Regions from separate parts of the Mus musculus genome. Here region 2 is linked to region 1. A link is a contact called in ENCODE Hi-C or POLR2A ChIA-PET data. All regions are on one chromosome and are shown on one strand. The core of a region is the stretch at or near the end of the contact, and the rest is flanking DNA. Distances in the headings are between cores, read along the strand shown.

Region 1 (7,780 bases), core at 2,009-4,508:
TGGTCCAGTTACTGTGGACGTGGAGGAAGAGGCTGTCTATCCATCTGCTCCCCCGCTCCAAGCTAAATAACAGAAGTTGACCCTTTGAGGGTTCTGTTTCCTGCCTTCACCTGATAACTCTATCATATGTTAGTAGAAATGGATGTTTTTGTGTGTTTTATTGTCACCTCGTGGTGTTGCAGTATAACATTTATGATTTTTGTTACATTTAAGATGAAAGGAGCAGTGTATAGGTGATTGTGAATTTTATATTTTACTTTTGAGATTATATGAGTACATATTTTCTCCCTTCCCTTTTCTCATTCCAAATCCTCCTATATACCCCTCCTTGCTCTCTTTCATATTTATGACCTTTTAAAATTGTTGTTAAATATGTATATGTATGTGTATTTGTATTTAACTGCATATTCCTAAATATAACTGGCTCCGTCTGTATAATGTTACTTGTATGTATATTTTCAGGGCTGACCGTTTGGTATTGGATAACTAGTCAGCATGCTATTCCCTGGAGAAGACTATTATGTCTGATACTCTCACATAGCTATGTTCCATAGTTGACTGTACTACTTAGTGTAGGGTTGAGGGCTGTGGGCTTTCCTGTGTCATTTTGGCATGTCTGTTGTTGTCCTTCTTCGGTTGTGTTTAGGCAGCCACGCACGTTGGTGAGAGTGTGTGTGCAGCCACTGGCATTACTAGGAGAAACAGGCTTGCAGAAGAGATCCTCTGGCTCGCCCAGTCTTTTCTGACCCTCTTCACCAGGGTTCCCCTAGCCTTAGGTGTGCAAGTTGTTTTGTAGACGTGTTCCTTGACTGGGCTTCACATGCTGCGTTTTGATTGGTTGTGGTAAAGTTTCCTTGAGTAATTTTTGTTCTTCCAGTTTTTCTTGCCCCCTGTTTCTCCTGTTTACAGCCCTGGTTTTGGCCCACTCTTCTTTCTACTTTGGCAGCTTTGCACGCATCTTTTTGTAGTGGCAATTTTTCAGAGTGGATGCTAATCCTGGGTTTACCCTTCCTCCCTCCCCTTCTCTCCTCCCTCTCCATCTTTACCTGTCAGGAGGAGCTGGGTCTGAGAGTGACGGAAATGATCCTTGAGGCCAGAAGAGATCCAGTCTTGGAGCTTGAGCGCCCTTGAGCTCTGAGCTGGGTGGTTCCTTGTGCTGTGCGCAGGTAGACTGACTGCCTCAGCCTGCACTTGTACTGACTTGAATTTCAGAGAGACAACTTAATTTTTTCTCGGGTTTAATCTTTTATGTGTATAAATATTACATGTTAGAGTAACTAACAAGTGTGTGTTGTTATTTTGATTGTTTTGGAATATGTGAAAGCATAGACAGTTGGATTCAAATGAGAGATAAATTGTGGGAAAGTTATTCCTTCATTGAGAGGCCCATTAGTAGGGCATTGGACTTGACTCTTGCAAATTGACCATGCCTGATTGCCCAAGTGTTTGCATGGTTAGACAGATTATAGTTAAACAATAAGCTGTTATACCCAGCAGTGATTGGACAAGCAAGGCATGGCTGCACACGAACTACTTTGAAAGAGAATACAACAAATATTACCATCATTTAGGGAAGAAAATAGAGCCACTGTTTGAGAGTAAAGGTTCCTCTCTTGCTAAGCAGCTATGCACCCTTGAGCTTGGTGTTATGAGAGTTCAGCCTTCAGTTGATGGGCAAATAAATCCTTCTGTGCCCTTCACACTCTCCCTTCCCTCTTCCTCTCCTCAAGTGTCTGGCATTGTATAGAGTTTGCTAGAGATGATATCAGATTCTCTTCCATTGAAGGATGGCTTAGTTTGACATTTTTTTTTTTTTTAAAGTATGTACAGATAGAAAGTTGATGTCTGTGATTGTGGAAATGAGTATGACTCAAGAACTTGGTAGGACTTTCTGGGATCAGCAAAGGTCCTGTTAAGGTTTGTAACTGTCAGATAATTTATTTTCTTTGTCTTTGAGATAGGGCTTCCCTCTCTAGCTCAAGCTTGCCTTGAACTTATGACAGTCCTGCCTCAGCCTCCTGAGTGTTTTGAGTAAAGAGTTGCCTTGCCTGAATACCGAGACTGAGAACAGTTTCTATGATGGTTTAACAAAAAATATACTTTTCATTCGTTGAGGCTTTCATACATGAAATAGGTGGGTTAGATGACCTGGGTGTGGGCAGCTCTAAACCTGGGTGGTGCAAGAGTGGGCAAGGAGTTAAGGTGCCACGCTGATGACGTTTGGGATCCAAGCTGCTTCAGGAGGGGAGTAGGGGCATAGACTCCTTATGGTCGGTCAAGCAAGTGTTGGAATTGGTGTTTGAGGTTTGCATTGAAAAGATAGGGAGAACCAGAAGCTGAGGTTGTGGTGAGGTTGCAGCTGTGGACTGGGTTTTCAAGAGAGTTATTTTGAGGGTCTTAAAGGGGAACAGTAAATAATATGAGACTCACGACCACATGGTGCTTATAAAACCCTTATGTGAATGAGGGAGAGGAAGGAGAGGGAAGGCCGTTCATTTGAAAACACGGTTTCCGGTAAAGCGGTGGCGTTTGCTATGCTTTTGTGAGTTGCATCAGACAGTAAATATTTCTGGGTCACAGTTGGGGAAGCTTGGAAGGTGGGGTGACTGTGGGAACAGGAAATGGGAATGGTGAGAAGAGGAAAACCGTCAGAGGTTGATTTCCAAGTAGGAACACATGGTTGTCCTGGCCCGTGGGGAAAGCAGGAGTGTGGGTAGTGAGTGCAGGTGTTTGCGTTTAGAACGCTTCATTTGCATGGGGAAGTCAGGGGCTCTGCCACACATCTCTGGAACACTGTCACAGACAGTTGAGTTGATGATGGAGATAAGCCATTGGAGACAGACAGATTTCCTTAGCCTACGTTGATAGGCAAGGCCCATAGCCGGCGTGTTCTCTAAGATGCTTACTGTCTGGTTTTGGTGAGATAAGGATTAACGATGTGCTGTGCTGTCCTTTTTTTTTTTTTTTTTTTTTTTAAATCCCAAAGGCCCCCAAATCAGTTTTTAGTCTCAGGAACTGCCTGTAAATAGAAGTACAAAACCCAGTCCCTCTGAGACCTGCTACCCAATAAAGAGAGCTGAGAATGGTTGGTCCTTCTAAGATTGTCCTAGCAGGATTTGATGCTGTGTTCTGTGAAAAGTTGAAAGCGGAGCGCAGTTCACTGAGTGAGGCTCTTAGGGCTTGGAGAAGAGCCATTTCCTTGGTAGGCAGCCTTGGGTGGGCTGTTCAGAGCCAGGGCTGATAGTGACATCACCCCCACAGCCACCAGATCATCTGTCTTTTCCCTATGTGGTCTGCCCTTGTCTAAAGGAAGCGGTGTGGTGAGGTACTGCTGGGAGATGCTGCACGGAGTCAGTTCTGGGTGTGAGCAGGGGATGACAGTGCAGCAGGCTTTGAAAACTGCATGGGATAGAACTCCAGCTATAGGTTCCGTGAGCTGTGAGCCGTGTCACTTGCAAGACAGTTTGGGAGAAGACACTAGGTGAGGCAGGGATTTCAGACTCTTCAGAGACAAGAAGTTGAGAAAACAGTTGGTGCTCGCTCTCACTCTGTGTGTGTGTGTGTCTCCCTCCCTCCCTTCTTCTCTCCCTCCCTCCTTTTCTTCTTTCTCTCCCTTTCTCCTTCTCTTCTCCCTCCCTCACCTGAAGACCACATTTTCAGTTTTTCTGAGAGAGCTATTGATAACCAGCCTATTTTCTAAAGGTTGAAGAACTTTGTTAAATGTCAAGTGTGGACTTGAGAGATTGGATCTGCTTACCGGAGGTGTATTAGATAGACTTTGCAATGCAGAGAGTCTTAAATAATGTGCCAGTCTTATTCCTCCCTTTACATGTAATTGTTATTAATATGTTGTTTTTATCCTTGTGCTATGCAGTCATAGCTTATGGAGTAAATGCTCTATAAACACATTCGTGTACGCTTTGGAAAGTGGGTCTTAGCTGTGTGTTTGGCTTAGATATCTTTCTTCACTCACTCTGTCTTTGTCTGTAGCTTGCCATGCCAGACTCTTTTGAAAATACTTACACCTTTAAGGTACACTAAGTAACGAGTAGTTGTCAGTTGTCTTCCCTCTAGATGAAGAAGGTAAAGCAAGATCAGTGCATTGCTGGTGATGGCAGTTACTCTCAGAGGCAGGCTAGACTCAGCCCGTGCAGTCCGGACACCTGTAAGTACACACGGTGCGCTGCGTGGCCTCACTGAGCGGGAGAGTTTGGCAAGTGTGAGTGTGCTCTAGAGTAAATTAGAGATCATTGACCGCAGAGAGGTAAGTCCCTCTGTCACTCTGAGTATGAAAAAATAAACAATTGAGACCCCCCAGACACAGCTACTCTGGGATTTCACCTGAGGGGCAGGTTTGAGAAGTGCTATGATTCGGCTGCTTTGTTGCCCCTTTGAGTTATTGGTAGAGACTTGAAAGGAGTTGGAGTTAAAGCGTGTTTTACCTTTAGCATGTGAATCTTGGATATTTTTCTTTTCTACTCTGTTAGAGTCCTGGAAGCTTTATGTGCACACTGTGCTCCCCCTCCTCCCCCTCCCCCTCCCCCCAGTGTGGAGCTGGGGATCCAACTCGGTCTTTTCACAGCAAGCACTTTACTGGCCACCACCTCTCCAGCATACTTGAGAGCTTTAAAAAAATGTTTTGATGAAGTAACTCACATCTCACCTATGTTTTATTCTGGAATGTATTTGCCTATATATTACCGAATTCCTATAAGAATTTGTAGCTTTCTAATTCCATTGGCTGTTGTTCACACATATTCTTCTGCCATTTACTCTGCTCTTAAATTTGGCTCAGCATTGTTAACCATGCCAGGTTTTCCACACAGGAACAAGGTTGTTGTTCTCTTGTTCCATCCCCTTCTCTTTATTCCTCTCCCTTCTTCCTAGAGGGGGCTGTCAAGGGCTCTTTTCATGTCTTACTGAAGATGTTCTGACCCTTGGGGAGCACGTGGGGAAACAGGATCTCTTGGGTTTAGGCTGGCCTTGCTGATCTAAGGAGTATCTCTGAGGAATGAGCAAGTCTGGCATATTTGGCACTTGTGTTTTGGTTAAAGGTATAGTTTTATTATGGCTTCAAACTCACGGACATCTCTGCAGTCGTTGTAAATCTTCAGGACTGTATATGAGCTGAGACAAACGTTGGTGAGAGGTGGAGGAGTACCAAGAAGCAGGTGGGGAAGCACCCAGTTTCTTGCTTTATTTTCTGAGTCTGTATCTGTGGCCTGGAACTGGTGCAGGCTACCCTGACCCCGTCATTCACCCTGTCTTAGCCTCCCTGGTACTGGTCCTGTAGGAAGGACTCAGCCAGCACGGCTGCCCTTCTCTGAGAGCTATTGCAGCGAGGAGGGAGGTTGGAGATTCTTAGTCTTGAAACTCTTCATCAGCAGGGAGTGAGGAGGGCTGAATCACTGCATCTATTTGTAGGTAGGGAGAGAGCAAGAATAGAAAGATGGAAAAACAGACAGCCAGATATCGAGGTGAGTCTAAGTCTAGTTGTCACTTGGCAAAGTTGATATGTAATTTCCTACAAGATTTAAAAAGTGATTGGGATGGGTATGGAAAGTTCTCTAGAGATGACATCTTAGGTATTAGAGAAATATAACAAATTGGTTTATGTTGTGGTAATTTCTTACCCCCCATAAGCCCATGTAAAAAACCACAACCAGTTATTATGTTTATAGTATAATATATAATAATATAGATTGGGACGATCTATCACTATACTAATTTATTTCCCAGCTATGAGACCCCTTGCTACTTGTGGCTTCTCCAGACCATGTGGTTCTGCTCCATCTTCCAACCATCTTCTCTTCTTCCATCTCTCTGAGACCTCCTGTACTCCCCCCTGCCCTGCCCAGCCATCTGCCTTAGCTTTATGTGACCAGTCAGGATGGGGAGAAGGTTCAGTGAGAAGGATCACCTGAGGGCATCATCTGCTCCTCCTTGGGGCAGCCCCTCTTGAGGAAGCAGAGTTAACATCAAGATACAAGCAGCACCTGGGCAACTACAGCAGGCCAGGTGGTTAGTTATGATAGGGAAAACAACTAAAAAATTGTTTTTCCCCTGTGGCAGCACTCAGTGTTTCTTATAATGAACCTAAGTTCTTTCATTTCCCTTGAATAGTTTTTGCTTACTAATTCACTATATGTAGCTGATGGTAGATGTGTATGTCCTCTATGCCAAACTTTGTTTTTTCCCACTGTAAAGAGTCTTCCTTTTGATTGACTGTGACAGCCCTACATTGCTTCTTGTTAGAGTAGCTGTTGGAGGCATCCGTACCCCACTTCTTGACCATGATGTGTAGCAGGTATGACTGATTGCATAAGCAGCTGTGGCACGTCATGGTCGTGCCCATGTGTGAGATGTGTCTTCAGTACACAAGCACGATTTCTTCCTTTAAAAAAGGAAAGGGAATAGTAATGTTTTTGTTTTAACTTTGTTTTTGGTGCTAAACTCTGTTGCCAGAGTGATCTCATCTCTTGATTATCTTTTGCTTGTTGATTTATCATACTTAGTAGTTGTGTATGCTCTCACATTTGGGAATATTTTCTGTTTGGCTGGAGAAACAGGTAAACTACCTCAGGAATTAATTTTGTGACTGGAAGGAAACACTGCTTCTTAGAGATGCTTGTGTTTATCTTTGGGTCCTAGTGTTAGTGGCACTATTCCTGGCCTGGCCTGTGCCGCCTCTGACTTAAGCGCTGGGACTGAATTGTGTCAGCACTGCTGCTTAAGGGTTTATCGTAATCCAGGCGTCCTTGGATTGTTCAGGGCTGGCAGGCGAGCAAGGTGGTGGCAGACGACGGCAGGTGTGGGCTCCCAGCACTCTTAGGGCTCCACCACGGATACTGTGAGTTGTGCTCTCCCTGGGATGCTGCGATTGATGGCGTGATGGGTAGTGAGTGAGTAGCATTTGTTCTTGAGGGCGTTATTCTTCTAGAGCAGAGTGCACATCTGCACTCGGTCTTCAAGGGCTCTGTTGTGTTGCAGCATGAGAAGGTATCTAGCCAGTGAGGAGCCAGCTGCAAGCGGCCGAGGCACTGTTCCAGTTGGGTTTTCTGGTGGTTAGGCTGACTGGATTTTCTAGACGACAAATTGTATTTTATTTAGCAATGTCCTAAATGCTCTGTGTGGCCATTGCATGTTATATTTGAGGGATCCAGAAGAGTCTAATGGTGGCTCAGTTGTGATATAACTGCTTTCCAGAATGCGTACCCCCACTTTCGAGGCACCTTTTTACCTTTGATAAGATTTTTTTATTAGGGAAATTTGGGTCCCTTCTTTGGGTCCATAGTTGAAGAACAGACTATGAAGTTTGAGGACAGTTTTAATAGGATCTTAAAGAGAAACTGCAGGTCAGCAAACTAAAGTTTGGCAGCTGCTGTGAGCGGAAGATGAAGAAGAGGAAGCCATGCTGTTTGAGTTAGGATGGTATGGAGGTCAGTTACATGGCAGACAAGTAGCTCAAGGCAGGGAGGGCAGCTTAGAGAAGGACAGAAGGAAGCCATTGTGAGGAACACATACTCAGAGAGAGCTAGCAGAAGAGTGTGAGGCTGACATTCTGTGATGTGGAGATGCAGCTAGCTTGCCTGGCTGCATGGCTGTGGCTCGCTAAGCACCCTGGGAAAGCCAGGAGTGGGGATGCTGGGAAGGAAGATACATTGTCTAACAAAGAGCTACTTATTCCTCCATCTCTAGAGTGGCCTAAGGTAAAACCTGCTCTCTTGATGTAGCCCGATGTCCAGCTGATTGGTAGGCCCAAAGGGATTGATTCTGTTTT
Region 2 (7,780 bases), core at 2,223-4,722, 45 kb after region 1:
ATAGTTCTCGTAGAGTTCCATAAACATGCATTCTTTTCTTTATACAGAGGTTTGGATTTGTCCTTGATCCAATTAATTATGTCTGTTTCATGACTGTCCTGTTTAACTGCATTGGCGATTGATTTCTAAGTGTGTTAAAATGGCTGTATTCATTTCATAACTTACCTTAGTATTCCTGTAAATTTATATTTTCTAAAATCTCTAAAATCTCTAGAATCAATCTCTCTCTCTCTCTCTCTCTCTTTCTCTCTCTCTCTCTCTCTCAGGTTGGCCTCGAGCTCAGAAATCCTCCTGCCTCTGCCTCCCAAGTGCTGGAATTAAAGCCCGGCTATTTTCTAAAATCTTAGGCTAGATTATTAACTTCAGAATTATATATTGTTGGCTGTTTCCCTGATTGTTGTATTATACCTGAATCCATTTTACTAGATACTAATATTACTACTATAGTAGCATTTTACTAGATACTAATATTGCTACTATAGTAGCATTTTACTAGATAATAATATTACTACTATAGTGGCATTTTACTAGATACTAATATTACTACTATAGTAGCATTTTAACTAGTGAATTTACAGAGGTTTTCTCACAGCCCAGATGCCTGTGACTGTATTTTGCTGCCTGAGTTTGGGGTATCTCTTTGCTTACTTGCTCCCCACTTTCATTGTTCTTTTTTGGGAATTGTCTGTATTTTATAGACACTGATTTGAAGTTTGCTCCTCCTGTGCTTGTGTTAATGTGTGTTTATTAGATCTCTGATCTAATTTTAGAATACTACAAAGTCAAAGTGTAGCTAGTCTTCTATGATTGATTCTGTTGCTTGCAGAGAATCTGTTTGTTGTGTTCCCCAAAGGACTTAGATAATACCCAGGGCTAAAAGCTGCCACTTAGTCCTTTAATTTGTCAAGAATTAAGCTGTATTATAAGAGTCTCGTGATTTTATGAGAGTATGCACTTAAATTCTTTTTCTTTAATATGGGATTGTTTAACAGTCTACTTTAAGAAGAAACTTTTGAAGACAGTAGATCATAAATCAGCATTATAGCAACTGTGCTGAGTGAATGTCTTATTCTTTTCAGGCACAAAGCAAAATAAAATCTGGTACCCTCCTCCTAGTAGGTGTTGGCGTAGTGCAGAAGTCATGTGCTGTGTCTCCCGTTGTAATGAATGTTTCTTTCATCTAAATTTTCTTCTCACTGTGGTTGCTTGGTAACATTAGTTTGGATCTCTGTCTTCTCAGCCCTGCTGCATGTGCTCCTCAGGAGTGGAGTGCCGAGGTTGTGAGCCATGGTTGGGTACCCTCATGCTTCCTGTCCCGTGCTGGCCTAAACTCCTGGCTGATGTGCTCATGCTGCTGTCTGGGCTCCAGCAGATCTACACCGGAAATTAGTGTCTGAGTTCTAGTTGAGGAAGTATATGTTGGAAACTGGCTATTAATGCATTTCTGAGCAGTCAAGAAAGGCACATACAGTGTAAGGCACATAGGGGTTTTTGGTGGCTTGGGAGAACTGCCAGTAAGTGTTGTATTTCTCGTTGTTTTCCATTTCTGTATGTGCCGTGCCTGTTGAGGCTCTCTATTTCTGTATGTGCTGTGTCTGATTTTCAGTTGGTCTTAGGTTCTATACGACATGTCAGTAAGGAGGGCCTAGTCATTTCTCACCCACATTGATAGAGGAAACCATTAGATAACTGGCACCAGCCAGGAGCGGTGCTGCACACCTTTATCCCAGCACTCTGGGAGGCAGAGGCAGAGGCAGACCTGCTCTACAGAGTGAGTTTCAGCATAGCCAGGGCTATACAGAGAAACTCCATCTTGAAAAACAAATAAAAGAAAATTGACCACTGTAGGAAGTCTATATAGAATGTCCATTCACAGGGTCTTTATTGAATAGACAGGATTTGGAAGACGTCAAATGCCAGTATAAGATTAAAACTGACCCCTAGAGCAAAGGGGCCAGGAATAGTGGGACTGAAAAGGCCAAGCTGCCAGTTAAGATTTGGAAAGTGTTGGCTGTGTTGTTGCAGTAGCTGAGGGGTGGGGTGTTAACAGTTCACTGCACTGTTAGCATACGCATGCGTGGTCCACTGCACTGTTAGCATACGCATGCGTGGTCCACGTAGGCGACGGGCTTTATGTGACTTGTCAGTGTGGCAAACTGCTGTTTGTATTACCTACCTATCAGGGTTTTGTCAGTGAAGGGTCCGTCTTTGACTATCTGATGTAATATTGAATGTCTTTAATGCTAGGAAACATAACTCTGTAAGATTGGCTTGTCCTATCTAATCGTCATCACTCGACAGATAGAATTAACATTCAGGATATGTGTAAGGTACTCATATACATATTATTTTTACTGCTTTGTAAATCTATGTAATATGTTCATTTCTGTATACCCATGTATGCGTGTAGAGGAGGAATGGATATTGACAAGAACATATTTGACATGGGTGTAACTAAGTTACTAAGGATGGCCTCGAACACCTGAACTGAGAGTGCTCTCCCCTCAGCCTCCTCCAGGATCTGCGACAGTAGAATTCATGGGACTTGCCTTACTGGTTTGGGTTTTTTTTTTTTTTTTTTTTTTTTGAGGGGGGGTGGAGTTCCTGTTTCAAAATTTTTTTTCTCTCAGGGACCCCCTGAAACCTGTTTATTTTGCTCTAGAGCCCCAGGATAAAGACAGCTGCCAAATAAACTGGTTTCAAACACTTCTGTCACCTTCGAAGTTGAAGTTCTTTTGAGAAAGGAGCTGCAGGTTAAAATTAACACGTTAAAGAATGTCACACACATTTGCCAGAGTCCCAGAAGGTGGAAGTGACAAGCAGTGATTGGACACAGTACATTAGACATGGATTGTTTAAGCTCAGAGGACCCCATGGAAATGGTTTGACAGTGTGCACTCAGTTGTGTGCGCTCAGGCTTAGGAAGTGATAGTTCACTGTGACTTAATGCTTTTCCTTTTATCCAAAGCCTACTATATCTTTATGCATTTGTTTCAGATTGTTAAGTACCTTTTCATTATTGTCCATGAAAATTGCTGTTTATATATTATTCTAGAATATCGTTTGATAAATTGAATTGCACACAATTTTAATACTTTTGAGGATTATTATTTTTACTACTACTTTCGAGAAAAAAAATTTCAAAATATATCTAGCCCTGAATAGCCTAGAACTGTCCATGTAGTCCAGCTTACAGAGATCTCCCTGCCTCTGCCTCCTGAGTGCCGAGATTAAAGGTGTGTACCACCTAGGCAATGAGGAGTATTATATTTTTAAATGAAGGCCATATCAACTTTCATCCCATTCTGTTATTTAAGTGATACATGGCAACCTAATTTGGTACCAGAGCTTGAGTTGTGCAGAATTTTAGGGTCTTTGGATTCTGCATGCTGGCTGCAGACACTCGACTGTGGGAGTCTCTATGTCGCTGCAGCAGAAGTCACTTACCCACTCGGTGTGCTAAAGCAGCAGGGCTCTTCCTGTAAGGAGCGATCCAGTGAGGTTGATGTGAAGCCGTGGGGCAGCAGGATGCTTATGTTTACTTCCTATTGACTCTCCCTAGGTCTTGGGCAAGTGACTTCCTGCCTTTTCTTCTGGCCTCAGATTCAGCAAGAATGAAAACATTGGCTTCCTGTCTTTCTAGGATTGAGCTGGACTTTCTCGGGCTTGTAAATCTGTGTGCAGTTTTGAAAGTTGGAATAAGTCTGGACTGGGGAGGCTTGAGAAGTGTGATTGTGTGTGCGCCCTGAGTAAAAGCTCACATTTTCCTCTGGCATGTGTGCGTTTTCCCTCGTGTTAGTTTTGTCTGTGAATTGAAGGCATTGTTTTAGCCCACACAGAAATGTCACAACCATTTGTCCTGATTAATGAATAAGGCAGTCAGAAAACAGGCTGTCAGCAGAGAACGGAGTGCAGCGAGGTCTGCAGTGCTTCTCTGGACTAATTCTGACACCCAGAATCCAGTTTCTTATCCTTGCCTTTGGGTGTGCTATGTCTTTGTGTCTACTTTTGTCAACCAGGCTTGTTTTCAAGCTACAGTTGTGACCCTTAAGTTATCTGCATACTCTAGATCATACTTCTAGATCTTAGTGGATCTAGAAGTTGTAATACTCTAAAATCCCACAGAGATGGGTATGTGTGTACATGTGTGCGTGTATTTGGAACTGGGAATAACTTATGTGCAAATTTAAAATTACAGTGACTAGATCCAAACATAGTGTCTCTGACCAGCTCTCAGTTTATTCCTTAGGTTATTAAAAAGGTTTAAGGTTGTAATTGTGTTGAAGGACTTAAAAAAAAAAAGTGGCAAAGGGTGTCATGCCATGGAAGTCGTAGAACCTTTTGGTTTCACTTGAAAAATTCAAAGAACCTACATTTGTGGCAGCTGGACGGACTCTTATTTAAGCCACAAATAGCTGGTCACTAGGGACTGTTAGGTGTGACCCCAGGCTATCTTCCCTCCCCTGTTCATACAAAATGACCTTATCCTCAACATCCTGAGTTGTAAAGTTTCTGGTCACATGATCTCTCCTTGTGTTCCTCAGCTACACGATTCTTCTCTGGTCTCTAGCATCTGATTCATATCCAGCTCACATGCTGTTAGTGTGTTCAGTTATCACACAATGACATGTGAAGGAGTCTTTGTTGTTGAGCAGCTGCTAAGTTCTTGTTGGATTTTCTTTAATACTTTCATTGCTTCTTTACCTACAACTTTACTTTCTCCCTGCAGAGCATTCGTGTAAGACTTTGTCTAAGTTACTTCTCCTGAAGAGTAATTATTCCCATTTACTTTCTTGTACAGAAACAGGGCTTTTCTCTGTAGCTCTGGGTGTCTTGGAACCTGCTCTGGCTCTGTGGACTAGGCTAGCCTTGACTGCAAGAGATCCTACTTCTTTTACTAGAGTGATGGGATTAAAGGTGTGCACCACCACGTCCTGCTGCTTTGTACGCTTCTTATCCTTTTTTCCTAAGATAGCTTGATAGCATTTGTGTTACTCATTTCATCTTTCTCTGATCCTCACTGCACTGACTTGTAGAAATTCTTCCAGGCCTTAGTGAGTGAAAATAATTCATTATAGTTCTGCAGAAGGTTGTTCAGGCCCAGGAGTAAGAGCATTCTACATAAGAGACCCCTCAGGAGTTGGCAGACTGCAGGGATCTATGAGACTTCTTGGCTTTTCTTGAAGTAGTGAATCTGACTGGGTTGGGCTTGAAAAGGTGAATCAGCAATGCCTTATTCCAAAGTCTTTTCTTTAATAATGCCTCCTCTTGAAAGGATGGATTCGAATTTTGAGTAGTCATCAAGTCTCTAATATTCTTTCCACTTTTGGTTTTAAAATGCCAGAATTGTTTTTCTGACAAACAATGAACTTGCCATTTGAAAGTAACTCAAAGTGTGAGTGATCATCTTTGACTCTTTCTTCTAGAGATCCTTTCTCCTGGGCACTGTGTTGAGCCTGTGGTAGCTTTGCCTGTGCCCGCCTATTGGTAGTGAATGACAAAAAGAAATACAGGAGGAGGATAGGACTGTTCTAGGTGTGGAGGGAGGCTTATTGTAGATATGAAGGAGAGCAGAGGCAGAGGCAGAGGCAGAGGCAGAGGCAGAGGCAGAGGCAGAGGCAGAGGCAGAGGCAGAGGCAGAGGCAGAGGCAGAGGCAGAGGCAGAGGCAGAGGCAGAGATATCTGGGACAGTCCAGAGTGAGCCTGAGCCTGAGCCTGGCCAGGGGTCAGGAGAGTAAGGATAGATAGAAGGGCTGAGTTACCAAAGCAGCTAGAGGGGGAGGGGGAGGGGGAGGGGGAGGGGGAGGGGAGGGGAGGGGAGAGGAGAGAAGAGAAGGAGACTCTGAGAGAGAATAAATATGTTTGTGCATTCACTAAACTAGATATATACCTTGTCTAGAGATCAGAACTAAGTGTATGTTTTCAGTTCTAAATCTTAGTTTATGTAACAGATTTTCTATAATTGTTTCATCGCAGGATTAAAATAAACTTGTGGATTCTTACCTTAAATGTAACACATATTAAAGTTAGGTTTTAAAAATTCTTTTAAGAATTTTAATTAGTTCTAGCAGTCTTACAACTTCTATTTTGACACTGTTGATAGTTTTCTTAGAGATGATTTTATAAGTGTTGACATTCTTTCATTTTTTTACACATTTCTAGATAAGTACGTTATTTTGCATGCTTATTTAATTGGCTAGAATGGAAGTTTTTTTTTATTTTTTTATTTATTTTTGCTATTCTGTTTAAAATATATATATTTTTTTTTGCAAATTTGGTTGTTACTGGTTTTCTAAAGGGGTGCGGGGGTTGGTTCCCAGAACCACCACAAATACCCAGAGCCACACAACATAAGTTCTTTTCTGTAAAATAGTAAAACAGCCTAGTATTTTTTATATGTATATTCTCCTGTATACTTGAACTTATTGCTAGATCACTTAGAGTTTATAACACTGTTGATACAGTGTAAGTAGATATTAATTTGTACCGCTTTGAGAATGAGGACAAAGGAAAATGTGTGTGTTCAGTCAGTTGTAGTTTTTTTTTTTTTTTTCCCCTTCAAATAGGAATTTCTGTAGGTGTCTTTCCACTTTTGGTTTTAAAATGCCAGAATTGTTTTTCTGACAAACAATGAACTTGCCATTTGAAAGTAACTCAAAGTGTGAGTGATCATCTTTGACTCTTTCTTCTAGAGATCCTTTCTCCTGGGCACTGTGTTGAGCCTGTGGTAGCTTTGCCTGTGCCCGCCTATTGGTAGTGAATGACAAAAAGAAATACAGGAGGAGGATAGGACTGTTCTAGGTGTGGAGGGAGGCTTATTGTAGATATGAAGGAGAGCAGAGGCAGAGGCAGAGGCAGAGGCAGAGGCAGAGGCAGAGGCAGAGGCAGAGGCAGAGGCAGAGGCAGAGGCAGAGGCAGAGGCAGAGGCAGAGGCAGAGGCAGAGATATCTGGGACAGTCCAGAGTGAGCCTGAGCCTGAGCCTGGGAGGAATTTTTTGAGTTCTTGAAATAACCTTTTCAATTTTTTGAATTTTTATCAATGATCAGAGAAACATAAATGACTTATTTACTTGTAGAATTATGTTTTGAACATATTAAAGAAAAAAAAAGGTCATTGGCTCCGGTTTCCTTTTGCTAGAAGTTGAATGAACTTTAGGAACAGGTGCGGGACAGGTGACTCACTGGCGGGAAAAGAACTGACAGTCATGCCCTCCGGCTGAGGCTCTTTCCTCCTTTGCACAGCCTTAGTTGACTTCCTCGGCCCCACCACGGTAAATGAGTTATGTTGGCTCTGTGCATACCGTTGTTCTTGCCCTTTTATATTTGCACAGTGTAGTTTTGAGCGAGTGTAGAATGCATAGCTCTGGGGAGTAATGTATGGATTGCATTGTGTGGTTCCCGTCACTGCCTTCTTGGCACACAATAAGGGCACTGTGGAGGGGCCTACACGGAGACAGTGATGGTGTTTTAGAAACTGCCATGATGTGTGGCACCCTCTGCAATATGCTGGGTAAGCAGTTGCCCAGATTCCTCCAAGTTGAGGGGCCTCCAGAAATGTTCTGTTTTGGCTTCAGTTACGAATGCCACAAATAACGGAGCAGACCCAGAGCCTGAGCTGAGGCTCACATCTCAGTCTGCCTTCCGTTAGCTGGGGGCTGCTGGTTGGTTGGTTTGTTTAAAGAGAAATTTCTCATAAGCTAGTCTGCTAGTCCTCGAGTAAAATATTTTTGAAAACACATCTTAACTATCTTATTTTCTCTATCTCCTTTGCACGTCTCTA

The links. A loop is a pair of places that touch in the nucleus more often than their neighbours do. ChIA-PET counts read pairs that join two places held with the same protein, here RNA polymerase II (POLR2A).
Region 2: a map of regulatory T cell shows a loop between it and region 1 (2.4-fold over the local background). The contact joins two enhancer-like sites. A Hi-C loop is called at or near these places in 3 of 37 maps with a recorded cell type or tissue (T-helper 17 cell, heart and regulatory T cell). POLR2A ChIA-PET finds 5 or more read pairs at or near these places in 1 of 5 experiments (embryonic stem cell).

Annotation. Positions count from the first base shown.
Region 1 is chr10:25,401,593-25,409,372 of GRCm38, forward strand. The region is part of intron 1 of Epb41l2 (erythrocyte membrane protein band 4.1 like 2); the gene reads left to right. Among named protein-coding and RNA genes, the nearest start is that of Epb41l2, 46 kb to the left of the region's middle. Within about 2 kb of position 3,259, at least 1 of the 3 ENCODE cell types and tissues checked has a DNase peak (open chromatin) inside an H3K27ac peak, as active enhancers do.
Region 2 is chr10:25,446,004-25,453,783 of GRCm38, forward strand. The region is part of intron 3 of Epb41l2 (erythrocyte membrane protein band 4.1 like 2); the gene reads left to right. Among named protein-coding and RNA genes, the nearest start is that of Smlr1, 86 kb to the right of the region's middle. Within about 2 kb of position 3,473, at least 2 of the 3 ENCODE cell types and tissues checked have a DNase peak (open chromatin) inside an H3K27ac peak, as active enhancers do.